Linked DNA regions of Mus musculus: region 2 is linked to region 1. The links are chromatin loops, found by intact Hi-C in ENCODE. Cell type or tissue: left cerebral cortex. All regions are shown on one strand.

Region 1 (8,000 bases):
AATACACCTGCACACACTCACACACACTTATACACATGTATCCACACATATACTTGCAGTCAAACATCATGCAAATATATACTCACACGTGCACACAAATGCACACACAGCCTAGAGATAAAACAATTGACTGTCTAGTGAAGTATTTGGATGAGCGTAAAGTTAAAGAGAAAACAGGCACATTAATTGAAGAACTACATCATTATTTACAGAACACTGACATTTCTTGACTCTGCTTCCATAGAATGATCACAGCCATCACCATCAGCCCAGGGACCTCCAGTGTCATTGTCCTTAAACAAGCAGGAATGCTAAAGACAAACAGTGAAAACCAGGAAATGTCACCGCCCAGTCACTTTATTCTACCACCATAAAGAAACTGGCCAGACCTGAAATGTCTAGTTAGGCCAGGATACCGCACTTGACCTGCCAGCTCTGACCCCTTAGGAGTAAACAAAGAACAGTTAGAGCTATTTCAGTGCAGCTGTGGCCTGAAGCAGCTACAGGAGCAATCACAAGCTCACAGGGACAGCAGGGTCAACCACAGCCTGCACGGCAGCCCCTCAAAACATCCATAGTGCCTCACTTGGTCCGTTCCGTTCAACTCTTTGAATTTCAACTTGATCTGATTTCCAAAGTTCTTACACAGCTCATGTGCACAGTTATGTCCTGACCTGGTTTGGCTCATATGCCATGATGTCAAGCCCAGAGAACAGTCACCCAGCTTGTGTGACATGCCCCAGTGCCCACCTCACCGTCGCTTCTCACTCAGCACAGCAGCTAAGGTCTCTGGTTTGAAAGCCAACAAGGTGTCTTTATGCTAAGTAACATGACCGGATGCTGTAGGTTGAACATCAATACTTGTTGGTTTTTCCAGACTAATTCCTACCTGCCACCTCTTAAACTTTCCTTTTGTGTGAGTGGCTTTTATATATTTTTAAGCAGCCTGAACAGGACCAAGCTTAAGTTGACATAGAGTGAAGAGCACGGTTGGGGGCTCGAGAGAATCTTGCTCTGAGATGGAGTTGTTATAGTTTAGAGAGTTCTGCTACTTTGCCTGCAACCTTAGGAAACCCACTCTGTCTCCTCATTTGACACAGATTCCACAGGGTGCGGTTATCAGTGAGCCCCAAAGGCATCAGAAGGGTTATTTTATCTAAAATTATTCTTTCCTACACTGTTGGAGTTACTATGGTAATTATGGCGAAAATTATCATAGTATTATTTAGTATACTGCATATATATGTATATAACTTTTATTATATCCAATGGACTTTTTCACATGTCAACTTGGTCTTAAATCTCACAAAGCCCCATCTGATCAGTATGGTCATTATCTCCACTGATAAATGAAGCCATGCTTGTCACACACCATGTGAGTATCCTGCTTCTTGGCCCTGCATGGTGAGTCGCTAATCTTATGCAATTTTGATGCCGCCATGCAATCATCTCCTTGGTGCAGCTAATGCTCAGCACTGCGTTAAGTCCAAAGTCACAGATGAGACTAGAGACACAAAGGCCATGGCCAGAAACTGCCTGATGCTATCCCTAGTTGTATCAAAAGGTGAGACAGGATGTTTGCCATGAGCAGGGTGCTCTGATGGTCTTATATATGCTACAATCTCTAGGAGTTGAATAGCATTTGGTTGCACTTCCCCCTAAGGCACTTGTTATTTCTCAGTGGTGTTCTATAGAACTGCACAGACAGAGAGGGAAGAGATAAATATCCCGTGCTGAACCTCAATGAATCAATCAAAATACTGACATGGATCAAAGTCAGTTCTTTCTATGTCTCCTTCAACTGTGCTAATGAATGAAGCAAATCAAACAGTTTTATTTACTAACGACTAAAAGTTCAGGCCAGTAAGCACATTAATATCTGTTCTTTATTTCTCTACAGTTCAACCAATTGCTATAGAATGCAGTGGGACCACCTTCCAGGTTAGATGTATTGCTTGGGGCTACCAATATTCACAACACATCGATCCTCAGTCCCTTAGACAGATGATGTGTGACCTGCAACAATTCACCGAGAGCCTGTCCTAGATGCTGGTCTGAGCCGAGTAAAATGGAGCTGATGAGAGGTCTCCAGAGCTGAACGCTGGAAGATGCATAGGCCCTGGCCGGGAAGAGGAACAGCTTGTCAAGCCCTGTGTGGAATAGGAGTGGTGGGATGAGGACTGTGTCAACCCTACTCTGATGTATGAAATGAGACAACAGACCTATGTAGGAAAGTGGCAGGATTTGTGGTGATAGACAGGGACTTTGCTGTTCAGTATCCACTGTTAGAAGGCAGCCACACTTTCGAGAGAATCTGAATTCAGCAGACTGTTCAGAGAGTAAAGTCATTCCTTCAGACATGCACAGCTCTATGTCACCACACTGTAATTCGGGACAGTATGAAGTCCTTGGAGGTTAATGGGCACAGTGCCCGTTGTGTAGATGTACCACATTTTCTTTATCCACTCTTCAGTTGAGAGATGTCAAGTCGTTTCCAGGAGATGCCCTTAGGTGAAAGGGGTGACACTGGAGACTGTGATCAACAGGCGGAGGCTGAGCAAATATCTTCAAATGGATGGCATGTTTGGAGAACTCTGCTTTATTGCCAGTGCTAGCCCTACTTGAATCGGATTCAGCAGGACCAGCTGCAGAAGCTGGGTAGGAGCTACAGAAGCAGGTATCAGGTAAATACAGATTGGGGACTGCAGTCAACACCACTGCACGTGGGTGGAAGTCTCTATGAAAACTTCCCCTGAGATTGAGACAAAGCTCAGCTTAGCAGTCCAGGACAGACAAACAGCTGCTAAAGTTCAACGAGGAAATCTCCCAAGTCATTTGCTAGGTCGGGATGTGATAACACGTACTCCCAGGGTACCGTCCCCACAGCGTCCCCATCCTGGGTGTTCCATTTAGCTGTGCTGAATCTGTAACTCCTATTCAGGAGATCATAGAGTGCCCAGGCCAATATTTCTCATTTGTGTACCTATTGAACTTACCCCTCCCTGAAAGAAAACCCTAAATTTACCTCTTATTTTAAGCAGCTTTCATCGTCGCGCTAGGCAACCTAGAAGGTCCCAAGCCCACGGGACCTGGATTGCGAGTGCTCTACATCATGGAGACCGCACATAAACATCGCCGAGTTAAAACGCAATGTATCACATGGAACTTGGAAAGCTACCTTGTCTTTTTTTATATATTGTGTGTGCTAACTCATTCAGTCTATAAAGATGAAATCTAAAAACCCAAAGAAACAAGCATCTCTGAGCATATAAGACTCATTTTACATGTAATTAGAGCTAACAATTTCTTTCATTTATAAAACATACTCTGATGACCTTTGAGGTTGGTGGCGGGATAGGACATTAGCTTATAATTACGGTTTGATTTGCAAGGAAATGTTGAAATAACTTCCTGTGGAACTCAAGAGCAGATTTGAAGCGGTGAAGCACCACTGCCCCCTGCTGTTGCACATTGTCATAATCGTCAAGAGATTTAAGAGAAAATCACTTTGCAAGCTAGAAGTGAACACTTTCCGTTCAGGATTGTGAAAATCTAATTTTTTAAAATCTCTTCACATACTTAAAATTTTTAATTATGTTTTAATAGTTTAAAATGCAGATATAAATCGCCAATTCAGAAACTCTTGAGACAGTCGTGATGGCTGCTAACATCTTGCACTCACAGAACATTTTAAAAGAACAATTAGTGTGACCTGTCATTCACTCAAATTATCCCCAGGAAGAGGGGAGTCATCACCCTTCATCTGCTCAGCTTCTTAGGTCTGCTGCTGTCACCCCTAAATGCTTTCTCAGTACAAGACATAGACATTTAATTTGCATGCTTTTACAGGCCAGTGGGTGTTTCTTTATTCCACAGCACCAGCAAGACAGTTCCTAAATTGCACAAACAAACGATGGGCCGTTTTGGAGTGAAACTGGTCTCCATACAGACAGAGCAAAATAATGAGACATTTGCCAGGTCTCCACCATCACATCCTATTACAACGGAAAACTGCAGTCAAAACCTGAGAATGGGCCCCCATTTCTACTTAATTATGATTTATGACCCAACCAAGTATCGATGCCTGCTCCAAACACTAGCTTATTTCTTATTCTTTTGTATCTAGAAAGGCAATTGCATCTGTTCTCGGCTTAAGGGTTAGAGCAGAAAGATTGCCTTCAACCTGGTTTGTGTCTGTCACTGCACAAGAAAACACCCAGATGGGGACTATTTGCTTTAGATATCCAGACTGTATTTGTGAGAGTTTTGTTTACGTTTATCTTTTTTCTTCTGTGTTCTGGCAGCCACATTTTCAGGGTCTGCAACCATTCCTGCAGAGGGACGTCCATTTCACTAATAAGATCCACTCGGATGCTGCAGTAAACTCATGTCAAAGCTTTGTAGCTTTGTCCTATTAACTGCTCACGAAAAACCTGATTGCCTTTCACATGCCTTTTATAAAGCAAAAGAATGTTGTCCTGTTGCAGAGCGGTCTGTTTTGGTACTAATGGCCAGAGTGTAGGGGGAACTCACCTGCCACACTGTTGCCGCTTCGTATCCTCTGTCACCTTTGCAGAATGGCCTTCCCCGCAGCAGAGTGTCCGTTAAATCAGTCAGGAACCCTACAGTAGAGCTGATGCTGCAGAGGAATAAAAGAGCTGAGATCTGGGTCTCAAACTCCCTGTTCTAGTTTGCTTTCTGTTGCCGAAAAGGCGCCATGACCAAAAGTAACCTGAGGAGGAGGAAACGGTTTATTCCATTGTATAGTTTTTATTCAGTCAGTAATCAGGGGACACCAAGGCAAGGACCTGGAATCAGGAGCTGAGGCAAAGACCATGGAGGAACTGTGTTTACAAGCTTGTGTTCCCTGACTTTCTCAGCCGCACCTCCTTAGGAACGGCACACCCACAGTTGTCTAGGTTCTCCTATATCAATTAGAAATTAAGAAAATGCCTCCCAGACTTGGCCACAGATCTGGGCACTTCTTCAGGTGAGATTCCATCTTTTTCTGTGACCCTAGGTTGTGGTTGACAGCTGAAGCTATGACACCTCCCATAAAAAGAGAAAAATTAATTTAAGCTTGAGATAAGCCCTGGTGAAGAAATGAAGGGAGTTCTTGCTAGAGGGAATGACAGACATTTCAGCTTGAGGCTGTGGCTGTGCCAATGAACCCTTCACATCTCAGATGTGCTGATTGGCAGACACACTTGTACTATGTATTCCACAAAGAAAACATGTGGCCAATTAAACCATGACCCCATGATTTCCTTCAATTAGAATCTTTATACTCATCAGAAGCGATTATTCTAGATATATTTAGATGCAGCTTTTAAAATCAGGTGTCACCTTTAGGTGAATGTGCAGAAGAAAATGTAAGCCAAATAAATTAACTAAAGTAATTACAAAACTTTCTTTTTCCTGTTTAGAGTTCAGTGGGGAGTGTGGAACAAGAGGAAGCTAAAAGACCCGGCCGAGAGCATAAAGAAAAGGCCTGGCTTATAGGAGAAATAGAACAATGATTTCGGCAGCGTGCAGCCAAGAGCCGCATTGTAAAGAATCTTGGCAATGTGGATGGGAATAACTCAGAAGAGAATGAAGAGGCAGGCCTGATCCCTGGGCAGCTGGCATGCTGTATTCGTTTATTCTCACCTTTAGTTCATTAGAAGCAACACTGGGAAGAAGAAATGTAGGAGAGAAAGGTTTAGTTTTATCTTACGGTTTTCATTCCTGGTGTCAGAAGTGTTCCTCCCAGGAGGCAAGAGCATTGTGATAGACACCTTACTTACAGATTCAAAAGGAGCAGGAGAACTCGAGAACAGTGTAGCACTCAGTGGCCTGACCACAGAACTAACCCGTGAGAGCTAGAGTGCACCCCAAAAAGGTTCCAAGCCTTCGAAATAGTGCCACAAGCCAGAGATTCAGTGTTCTAAACATGAGCCTGTATGGCTAGTCCGATGGCAATCATCACACTCTGCCCCCGGCCCTCAAAGGCCATCACACAATACACAGTGAATTTGGTTGAATTTCGAAAGTCCCTGAAGCTTTAATAGTTTCAAAACTTGAAAAAAAAGTGTGTGTGTGTGTGTTTACTGTGACGCAAGACACCCTCTAAGCTGTGAGTGTGCATAAAGATGAAAAGAGAGTTATATTCAGTGTGCACACTAAACATGTCCATCCCTATATGGAGAAACAGAGTCACAACAAGAGAGACTGAACCAAACTAAGATTAAAACCCAGCCGGGCAAACAAATTCTTGCAGCTTACCTCACATGGTGAAAGTCCAACAGACTTAGTTCACACTACAACCCTGAAATATGCGGCCCTCACGGCATCACCTTGACCTAGGTGCAGTAGGGTGCCTATAGGCTGCTTCAGCAGACATCACAAATTCCTAAGATCTTCACCTACAGACTGGTGTCTTGGAAAGTGGAAAGTTTTCTTCCTAATTCTGGAAGCTGGAAATCCAAGATAAAGACGTTGTTAGTCTCTGAGGCCTTCCCCTCTGGTGTGAGGGTTAGCTTTCCTTTCACTGAGGTTTTGTGGGTTTCTCTTTGTATCTCCTGATCAGGAGAGCAGCTGCATTGAAATAAACCCAGTCTGTATGACTTCACAGCTCCGTCTTTAAGATACAGTGTTAAATATCTTCACGTTCTGAGATAACAGGAGTTTGGATGTAGGTGCCATCCCATGTAGCCCCATGTTAACTGGCTTTCACTCTTGCCACATAAATCTTTTCACAAAGTTGCTCAAACCCTATCACCTCTGGAGCTGTAGTTGGAAGGAATTCTAGTGGCATCAGTGTGAACTTTCCAGCCACACCTGATGCTTAACTTTTCAGACGTGAGAAACCATGGTGCCTGCAAGACCCCAGCATTTGGAGCTCCATAGCCTCTGCTCCTTGGAGAGATGACTCGGGTGTAATCAAAGCAGCTCTATCACTTGTGAATAGGAACGTTGTAAGAGTTTATTCTCTTGTGCTCTGATGATGTGTGAGCGTGCAGACACAGTTTCTCACCATCTCTGGCTTTGGAGAACAGTCCCTGGATGTTAGCAGTCCACAGGCTTCGCCACATCACTTACGATGGCTTCCCAGGAATCGGCATCCACTCCCAAGTGGCTCAGCAGTCTATAAACTGTCTCCCTTTTAATCTCTCTCAACTGTTCATCTTCTGAGCTCATTTCTTTGTAACTTGATCTGATTATCTCAAAATTTCCTTGGTGATAGCAATAGTTTGGCATAAATGTCATGTTTCTATTCAGCAAGGTCAGTGTTTAGAATCTTAAAACTACCTAGCTATCTTCAAACCTCCATAACTCTTTTGGACTCACCCGGATCTGTCCTTAGCTCTCTCTCTTGAGACACACCTGAAAGTTTGTCTTAGGCTCTGCTGGGAGGCCTCTCTTTGCTCAGAAACGTACACTCTTTTCAAAACCTCCCCTCACTAAGAATTTCCTAACGTCCCTTTGGCCTGTCACCTGGCCATATTCCCTGGACACCATGTATAAACTGAGGGTAGTTTGCCTCACTTCACTGTGTATGTAGAAGATCTGGATTATATGGTAAAACCAAGGATGTAGACCTTTATAATAAATAATAATAACTATTATTATTGTTATTATTATTATATTGGTACTATTATTTTGCATCCTGTCTGCAGTTTCTCCTCCCACCTCTTCCCCCAGTCTCTCCACCTCTGCGTCCCCCCTGCTCCCCCTCCCCTCTGCTCCCCCTCCATTCTGCTCCCCCTTCCCTCTGCTCCCCCTCCATTCTGCTCCCCCTTCCCTCTGCTCCCCCTCCCCTCTGCTCCTCCTCCCCTCTGCTCCCCCTCCCCTCTGCTCCCCCTCCCCTCTGCTCCCCCTCCATTCTGCTCCTCCTCCATTTCTCTTCAGAAAAGGGCAGGCCTCCCATGGATATCAACCAAACATGGCAGACCAAGTTGAAACAGGGCTCCTCTCAATTTAAGGCTTCATGAGGCAGCCCAGAAGAGTGTCCCAAAAAC
Region 2 (8,000 bases), 490 kb before region 1:
ATTTTGATAGTCACTGGTCCCATACATCTATTTTGAGGTTGGTAGGAGGAAAAACCTGAAATGATCTTCCATTTTTAATCAGATGTTAAATGTAAATATTTTGGGTAGACTGGAAGCACGTTAACACCACACTGACCTTTAAGTATAGCTACTAGAGAGTAGTAAGACACACATTCTGATCACATGTTTCTACCTAGCAGTGGGCTAAGCAGTACTATGTGAAGAATGAACAAATTCAAAGGTTCTTAATGATGTATCTAAAACCAAAAGAGGGCAATTTATTAATACTTCCCCCAAATTATCAAATTAACAACAAAAAAAAACCTTACAACTTTTACCTTTAGAATCTATTTGACATACAATGTGAGAGTATGACATACAGTATGAGAGTCATTCAACTGATATAAGATGTTGTAGTCTCATGTGACATGAGCATTAAACACTCTGATATATTTCGACTCAATTCCTACCCAAGGGCTTATCCCATCATTTCAGTTTCTACACTTACCTCTCCTTTTTACGAGAGAGAGTAGGTAGGACAGTAAGTCTGGTTTTCCTCAAGGTCTTAGTTATTTCCAACAGTGTAAGGACTTATCTGTAATTTTAATATTTCCTTCCCAACTACAATTTTCCAACAGTGTATGAAAGCCTAAGGTTTAACACATCCCTCCTTTTTAACTTCCTATCAAATAAAGAAATAATTAGAATAAGCCCTTTGTCAAGCCACCTGGTAAGAAACAGCAGATATCCTCTAAAATGACAAACTACCCATGAGAAACAAAGACAATGAACACATATCTCAATTTAATAGCAATCATATAGAGTGGTTTTCCTATCTACTGAAAAGGAAAAAGAACGATGGACTACGACAGCAACTTTAAACTGTATTTTGGGCCACATGAGGATAACAAAGATTACTGTGCACATGCAAAGTTTCCGTTCCTTCTATAAAATCATGACGCTCAATGTGGTAAAACCTAAGGAACTCCACTTAGTTATCAGGGGGAGGTGGGGCAGAGAGTGCTAAGCAGCTCCCATCAAGACTCAGATGACAGAGACAGGCTGGGAGGGAGGCAGGCAGGCAGATAAAGGCCTAGGAGAGCTCATCAGAAGAACAGGAAGCTCTCAGTCACTTTACCAGGTATTTGGTAAAAGTGCAAAAGACCCTTTTTTGGAACAAGCAGTCAAGCCCCCCCTAAGCAATAGAGCAAGAGACAGCAATGCCACCCACAGATGTGGCTGGTATGAAAAGCCAAACCCATTCAACTTTTTACTTTCAGCAAGAGTCAAAGCAGCTTTACCTGTCAGCTATGGCAGTCTTTATTCCCAGTGATCACACCAGAGGGCAGGTGACAGGTAATAAGCTGCTCAACTAAGGTGTCAGATCTATCTAAGTGTAGCTCAGAGGTTTTATAGTCTAAAGCAGGGCTGCTGGTCTCCCTTTGTTCCTGGGGGAACTGTAAGGCACCCCAGCATGCCTCCAATAACCTTATTTATGCACCATAAATGAGGAGTGGGCAAGGTCCGGGCTTCTCAGCACTGCTACAAGCCTCACAGAACATAATTTTGGTTATTATTCTCAAAAAGACTAAAAATGCATCTTCAGGACCCAGAGATAAATATCGAATCTGTTTCTAGAGTCTGTGGCAAAAAAAAAAAAAAAAAAAAAGTTCAAGGCCATATTATCTTACTCCCTTTCTACATAAAACTCAGAAAACCAACAGGCACACAGACAACCAATTTAGGCAACTAGAGTACATCATCTTCACTGATGGCCAAAGTTAACAGGAAGCCAACAATAACAACACCATTAGCCCAACCCTTCCATTAAACCAACAATCGTTCTTCAAAAGGCAGCCAAAGCAACCCTGGTCCTGATCTCACAGAAAGACTCACAGATTCTCTGAAGCCTCTCCTCAAAAGCTGCTGCCCTCAGTGCCAGAGTGCCTTGCTCACGGGTTCCTTGGGAAGGGGAAGAGAGGTTGTTCAATCTTGCCTTTCTCTAATCTTTGTCTCATCCCTGGAGCCCAGTGCTTAGCTAAAGAAACTCCTAGGACAAGTTATTGAATCAAGATCAAGGTTTTATCAAGTGGCAACAGGTCCTCATTTTTCTCATGTATTTCAAAGATGGTAATTGATTAAATAAACCAAACCAGGGTTGGCTAAGTGAGGGCACTGCTCGCTAGGTAGAACTGATGCTGTATTTTAAGACATCCTAAAAACAAGGAAACTCAGATCTTGGAACCTGTAGGAATTGCTTAGTAATTACTAGTAAACACTAATTACTTCATACCTAACAAGGTACTAAACACTGGGCCACTTGTGTTTATGTAGCATGCCATTATTTAAAACTCCTGTTTCTGAGGTAAATTATAGCCACTCTACTGAACAGGATGAATGCTGTGTGGTGACATAATGAACCTTAACAGACCCGCAATCTAATGGGCTTAAATCTTTTGTACCCAGCAGTTTCTCCAGGAAAAAGGTGAGGCAAGGATGGGAAGAGAACCAGTACCAAAGTGACGCAGAGGTCTTGGTGCTGCTCCACCACTGTCTTAAAAGCTCTAAGCTCCAGAAATATATAGGCTCACGGAGTAAATTCATTCCAAAGTTCTTTACCCTCAAACATGAGCTCTGCTTATTTGCCTAAGAATCATGAATTCCAGTTCACCTGGGATACTCTTGGGCTCCTGATTTGTAATTCAGGTAACACTAAGAATTGAAACTCAGACGTCACTGGCTGGAGGAAGTTACCAGGCCAATGATATGATTTGCTACAGGTTATTCGTTATCTTTTTTCAGCAGTTAGCACAACTTAAAAGAATACATAGGAAATGTTAATATTGGTATAGTACATGGATGGGAGATCACGATACTTGGCTGAGATCCAAGGGCAAGAGGAAGATCTGATTCAATTTTGAGCCATGTGAATTAGCTCCTCAAAAATGTGAATAAGGGGGCTGGAGAGATGGCCCAGAGGTTAAGAGCACTGAGTGCTCTTCCAAAGGTCCTGAGTTCAAATCCCAGTAACCACATGGTGGCTCACAACCATTTGTAAAGAGATCTGAAGCCCTCTTCTGGGATGTCTGAAGACAGCTACAGTGTACTTACATATAATAAATAAATAAATCTTTTTTAAAAAATGTGAAAATGTAAAAGCCCACCTTTTAATTATGTTATTGAATTATTTTAATGAACTAAGATTATAATTACTGGATTTCTTATTGAATTATTCAGCAAGCTGTGCCTGGAAGCATGGTCAGTTATACTCAGTAACACTGACTGACTCACTCTCAGGAAAAGAACTAAGTACTTGATAGCATCTCCAATCTTCACAATAAAATGGGACTCCATTTCACAGACGAACTCAAATGATTTCTTTAAGGCCTTGGAATTATACTAGTCTACTCATCTAACTCCAGACTCCATGAAAACATTCCAGGCACTCACAGACTTTTAGCATCACCATGTCCCACCCTGGACTATTTTTTTTTACTGCAAATATACATTCCCTGATGTTTTTTTCAATCCTTGGAACCAACTGCTCTTCTCTTTATATAGTCCCCATGGCACTCTATCTATTCCCCAGGTTTTATTAACAGAGTAAAGCCCTGTCTGTCACCACCTTAGTTAGCTAAGCTCTTTCTTATATACAGAACCTAGGTGTGTCAAGGGCAGACTCCTGCTTTTCCCTCTCAACTACACTGCCTGACAGTCTGGTCTCATTTAAAGCAACGGAAGGTAGAGAACAGTTGCAGTAATAACACTATAAACCTGACAGCTAACTCCAGTGCTTTGCCTGTATCCCACACCCAACTGTACGAATACAAATACTCAATACTTTTTCAGTCAGTTCCTTTTCCATTCTTCCTTCCACTTTGTTCTCTCAGGGAACCAGGAAGACAGCTTACTCCTTTGGTCCACACACACCCTACAGGCCTGACAGCCTCACCATCGCCTACCCTGCATTCCTGATGAGATACTCCCGCTGAATTTACTATAGTATTACCAGCCATCTGAGCTAGAGCATGTCAGAAGGAGCAAATCGATCATCTTCCTATCAACTGACCCTGGCACTTATTAAAGGTTCAGTAAACTAGCTGAATGAACTAGCCAACCAATATTTGTAAGCAAACTACTTTCCCTCACTCCCAAGGCACCATCTCCATTGTCTTTTCAGTGTATTCTCTGCAAAACATTAGACCACGTTGGAGCAGTGTCTAGTGGATATGGAGAATTTAGTATTAGCATTGGCTGCCAGCCCTGTCCCTTTCCCTTCTCAATGCTAATGGCATAGTTGAACACAGCTCTATCGATGTTTCATTTCATCCTATGCTGTCCACGTGCAATGTGATGACTCCTTTGTTTTCACGTGGAGAACTGTCAACTGTCACACACAACTATGTCTATGTTCTACTAAGCTACAGGCTTGTTCCAGATCCTAACAGGATTCTATGTGGCCAAGGTGTACTGAGAAACAGTACAAGCCAAGACCCCAGTTCCACTACAGTGCTTCGCTGTGTTCAATCCCTTACCTCCCTCCTAGGGGCTTCTGGAAAACCTGCCTACCACAAAAATCTGCCTTCTATTTTTTTGCAGAAAATAGAAACCCCTACACAAGTCATATACACAAACTACCTAGTTCCTGCTTCATAACCACTTATTCAAGTCTTCAGTTAATTACTCCGGAAACGATGGCTGGCTTAACAGGGAACACATATGCTTAGTATTATTGCTCCACGTGGCTGGGGCGGGGGGGGGGAGGGGGGCTGGGCACATCTTTTTTAAAAAAGTACTTCACAACGTTCAAGTTTACTCTGGTTGGGTCATCAACACCTACTTTCACATCGAAAGCCGCCTCACTCAAAACCACGTGATCTTCCCCCAAATTTCAAGTCCAGTCCCCTGATGGGAACCGGTTTTGCCCTAAGTGAAAAATTCGGATAAGAGCGCTCTGAAACTAGAAGCATTTAGGCGGGCAAACAGCAGGGTCAACAGTAGGGTCAAGCATGCTCACTAGAGGGGCTGAGGCCAAGACAAAAAAGAGAGGGGCCGGAGAGGCACCCCGGGTGTCCGCTGCAACTTTGTGCATCTGTCTTTGAACGACCGTATGAAAGGAGGTTCAGAAAGGGCCCACACTCTCAAGCCGGGCGCGCCCCGGGACGGACCCCCGCACAGGTGCCCTGCGCTCCAACGCCTCGGGCCCGGGGATCCGCAGCCCCGCCAACCTCCCGCCTCGCGCCCTCAACTCGGACTTCCGGGCCGGCGCTCCCGCCCCACCCGGCCCCCGTGAGCGCGCCCCGCGCCTCCAGCCGCGCGCCCCTCACATTTTTCGCTGTCGCTCGAACTCCGCCTTCTTCTCCTCCTCCTCGCGCTTCTGCTTCTCGTCCAGGCTGCTGCGCTTGCTCACCGTGCGCCCGAAGATGTCGATGCGGTCGGGCGGGGACGAGGCGCGCTCCCGCTCGCGCCGGGATGCCGCCGCGTTGGTGGAGCGCGAGCGGGAGCGCGACTCCCGCCGCCGGTTCCGTTTGCTCTCCCGGGACTTGGAGCGCTTCCGCACCCGCTCCTTGTCCCGCGAGCGCGAGCGCGAGCGGCTGCGCTTCTTGTTGTGCTTGGAGCTCTTGGTGTGCTTAGAGCGGGACGAGCTCCGGCTCCGCGACCGGCCCATCCTCGCGCCGCGCGGCGCCCGCCGCCTGTCGCCCGCTGCCCGCCGCAGGCCGCCCCCTCGCCGCTGGGAAGCGCGGCCCCCCGCCCGCGGACCCTCCGCCTCGCCCCAAGCGCACCCGCCACGCACACGGCCGCCTCCGCCGCGAAGGCCTAGCAGGCCCGGCCCGGAGTCCCTAAGATGGCAGCTGTGGCAGCACCGGCCGCCCTTCCCACAATGCCCCGCGCCGAGCGTGCCGGCACGAGCCCCGCCCCCTGACGACGTCGCCTAGGAGGGCCGGCGAATGCGGCCGAGCGCGCTCGGCTCTTTCCGCCGCTGCGTGGCAACTAAAGAGAAGAATGCTGGCCAGCCTTCAGGTCTTTAACTTTCACCTCAACAAGACCCACGAAAACCTTAGGAGTTGGAGAATATTTATGATGAGCCTTGGCTGAAAGACAGGATAAGGCCCGAGTAATTGGGAAAGTCCTGTTGTTTCCTTAGCCAGCATTGAGAATGTATCAATTGTGAGTTGGATGTGGTGGTACATGCCCAGAATTTTAGCCCCTAGAAGATGGATCAGAAGGACCAGTTGTCCAAGGTCAGCCTTGGCTATTTAGTAAGTTGGAGGCCAGCTGGGGTTGCACACATACATACATACATACATGCATGCATACATACCAACCAGAACAATTAATAAATTGTTAATAATTTATTGTAAACAAACAATAAATTAGAACAATGCCCAGAGGAGTCCCAAGTTTTCTTAAGAATGTATATGTTAGAGCCAGTTAAATGCTCTTAATAAAGTTTTATTTAAAAGGTTACAGTTTTGTGGATTTTGCCAGCCTGGACTACATAATGAGCTCAAGGCCTAGTCCCAGAGAGCAATAGCTCTCTTTAAAGACATCGAAAAGAAAAATGGGTAGTGGCCTATCTCAATGAGTCTTTTAGTTTTTGAGCTGCTATAGCAAAATACCAATGACTCATTATTTTATACCCAAGAGAAAGTTGTTTCCTACAGTTCTGGAGGCTGAGAACTCTATTAAGTAGTGGATCTGTTTGTGCTAAGGATTCTGTCTGAGCTTCCAGCAGGAGACCTTAGGAGGGGAAAAGAATGCATAAGATAAGGGTTCCCTTGTAAACATCTTAAGAACACTAGGCCAAAAAAACCCCAACCAAACAAAACACACACACACAAAACACACTAGTTGCATTTTTTTTTAAACCAAAGCCCCAGGGCTTACTCTCTTTCCCAAAGGGCCCACCTTTTAATGCTGAAACATTGCATATTAGGTCCAATTCATGAAGTTTAGAGGAAGGGTTCTTCTGGAGGTTCAAAGGCAGTAAGGATTCCACTCTACCTCTCTGTATGTGTGTGTATGTGTAGGTTTTTTTGAGACAGTTTCTCTCTGCAGCCCTGGACAGCTCTGTGGTCTATCATGGAACTAGCTTTGTAGTCCAGTTTGATCTGGAATTCAGAGATCTGCCTGCCTCTGCCTCCCAAATGCTGGGATTAAAGGCGTACACCATCACCATCGTAGCCTCATTCTTTCTTTTTATGTGTGTGTGTGGTGCTGGGGATGTAACCCAAGGTCTTTTTTTTTTTTTTTTTTTTTTTCTGAGACAGGGTTTCTCTGTGTAGCTGTCCTGGAACTCACTTTGTAGATCAGGCTGGCTTCGAACTCAGAAATCCGCCTGCCTCTGCCTTCCAAGTGCTGGGATTAAAGGCATGTGCCACCACTGCCCGGCATAAACCAAGGTCTTGAGCAAGTGCCCTGGCCCGTACCACCTTCTTATGAGAGTTGAGTGTAGTTTCCCTCCAGGCTCCAGAGCACCCTCATCTTCATGACATCTGCAGACATTCCATCCTGTGTTTCAAGATAGACAGGAGTTTGAGGGTAACACCACCATCAGACTTTCAGTACCTTAGCTGGCTGTCAGTCACTTTAGCAATATTCTGTCTTGCTGAGAAATTCCCCTTGAGAGAGGCACAGTCCCCTGATCTGCCTTTCAGCAGTGAACCCATGCCAGGCCCAGCACCTGGAACACAGGGTGAGGGGACATTTGGCTAGCATCATGAATCAGTAAATAAATACAACAATCTTGTCTGGCCTCCATAGTAATGTAAAACAGCTTTCTAGAGAATTTTAAATGACAGGATTTTGCACACCTTCAACCCAGAGTAAGCCACTTTCATCACAGCTCTCTCTGGTCATTGAATCTGGAGAACTCTAACTTCCAAAAACTACCTTTTGTTTCAGTCTGAAACTGTTCTTTTCTGAACAATGCAAACAGCCTTTCCCCTAAAGATAAATGACCAGATATCTAATTCTTCATCTGAAATGGAGGCTGGGAG

Evidence for each region. A loop is a pair of places that touch in the nucleus more often than their neighbours do. Peaks named below come from ENCODE experiments on the same cell type or tissue, not always from the same donor. Only the 100,000 strongest peaks of a DNase experiment are listed, where the experiment ranks them.
Region 2: it touches region 1 in a loop (3-fold over the local background); 4 of 42 quality-filtered maps call a loop at or near these places.

Annotation. Positions count from the first base shown.
Region 1 is chr8:9,171,616-9,179,615 of GRCm38, forward strand. Gm39128 (a long non-coding RNA gene) reads left to right here. Exons shown (of 3, transcript XR_870129.3): 2 at 1,901-2,684; 3 at 3,042-3,159. Among named protein-coding and RNA genes, the nearest start is that of Gm39128, 8.1 kb to the left of the region's middle. In left cerebral cortex, a CTCF peak has its summit at 3,451 (motif pointing left); DNase peaks (open chromatin) are centred at 2,845 and 3,440; H3K4me3 peaks cover 255 bases.
Region 2 is chr8:8,684,650-8,692,649 of GRCm38, forward strand. It overlaps Arglu1 (arginine and glutamate rich 1), which reads right to left and starts at 5,888. Exons shown (of 4, transcript NM_176849.3): 1 at 5,328-5,888. The coding sequence starts at 5,668. Mir7654 (microRNA 7654) reads right to left here and starts at 5,513; the gene lies at 5,444-5,513. In left cerebral cortex, no CTCF peak of the experiment used is centred here; DNase peaks (open chromatin) are centred at 4,023, 5,376 and 5,915; H3K4me3 peaks cover 2,537 bases; H3K27ac peaks cover 1,233 bases.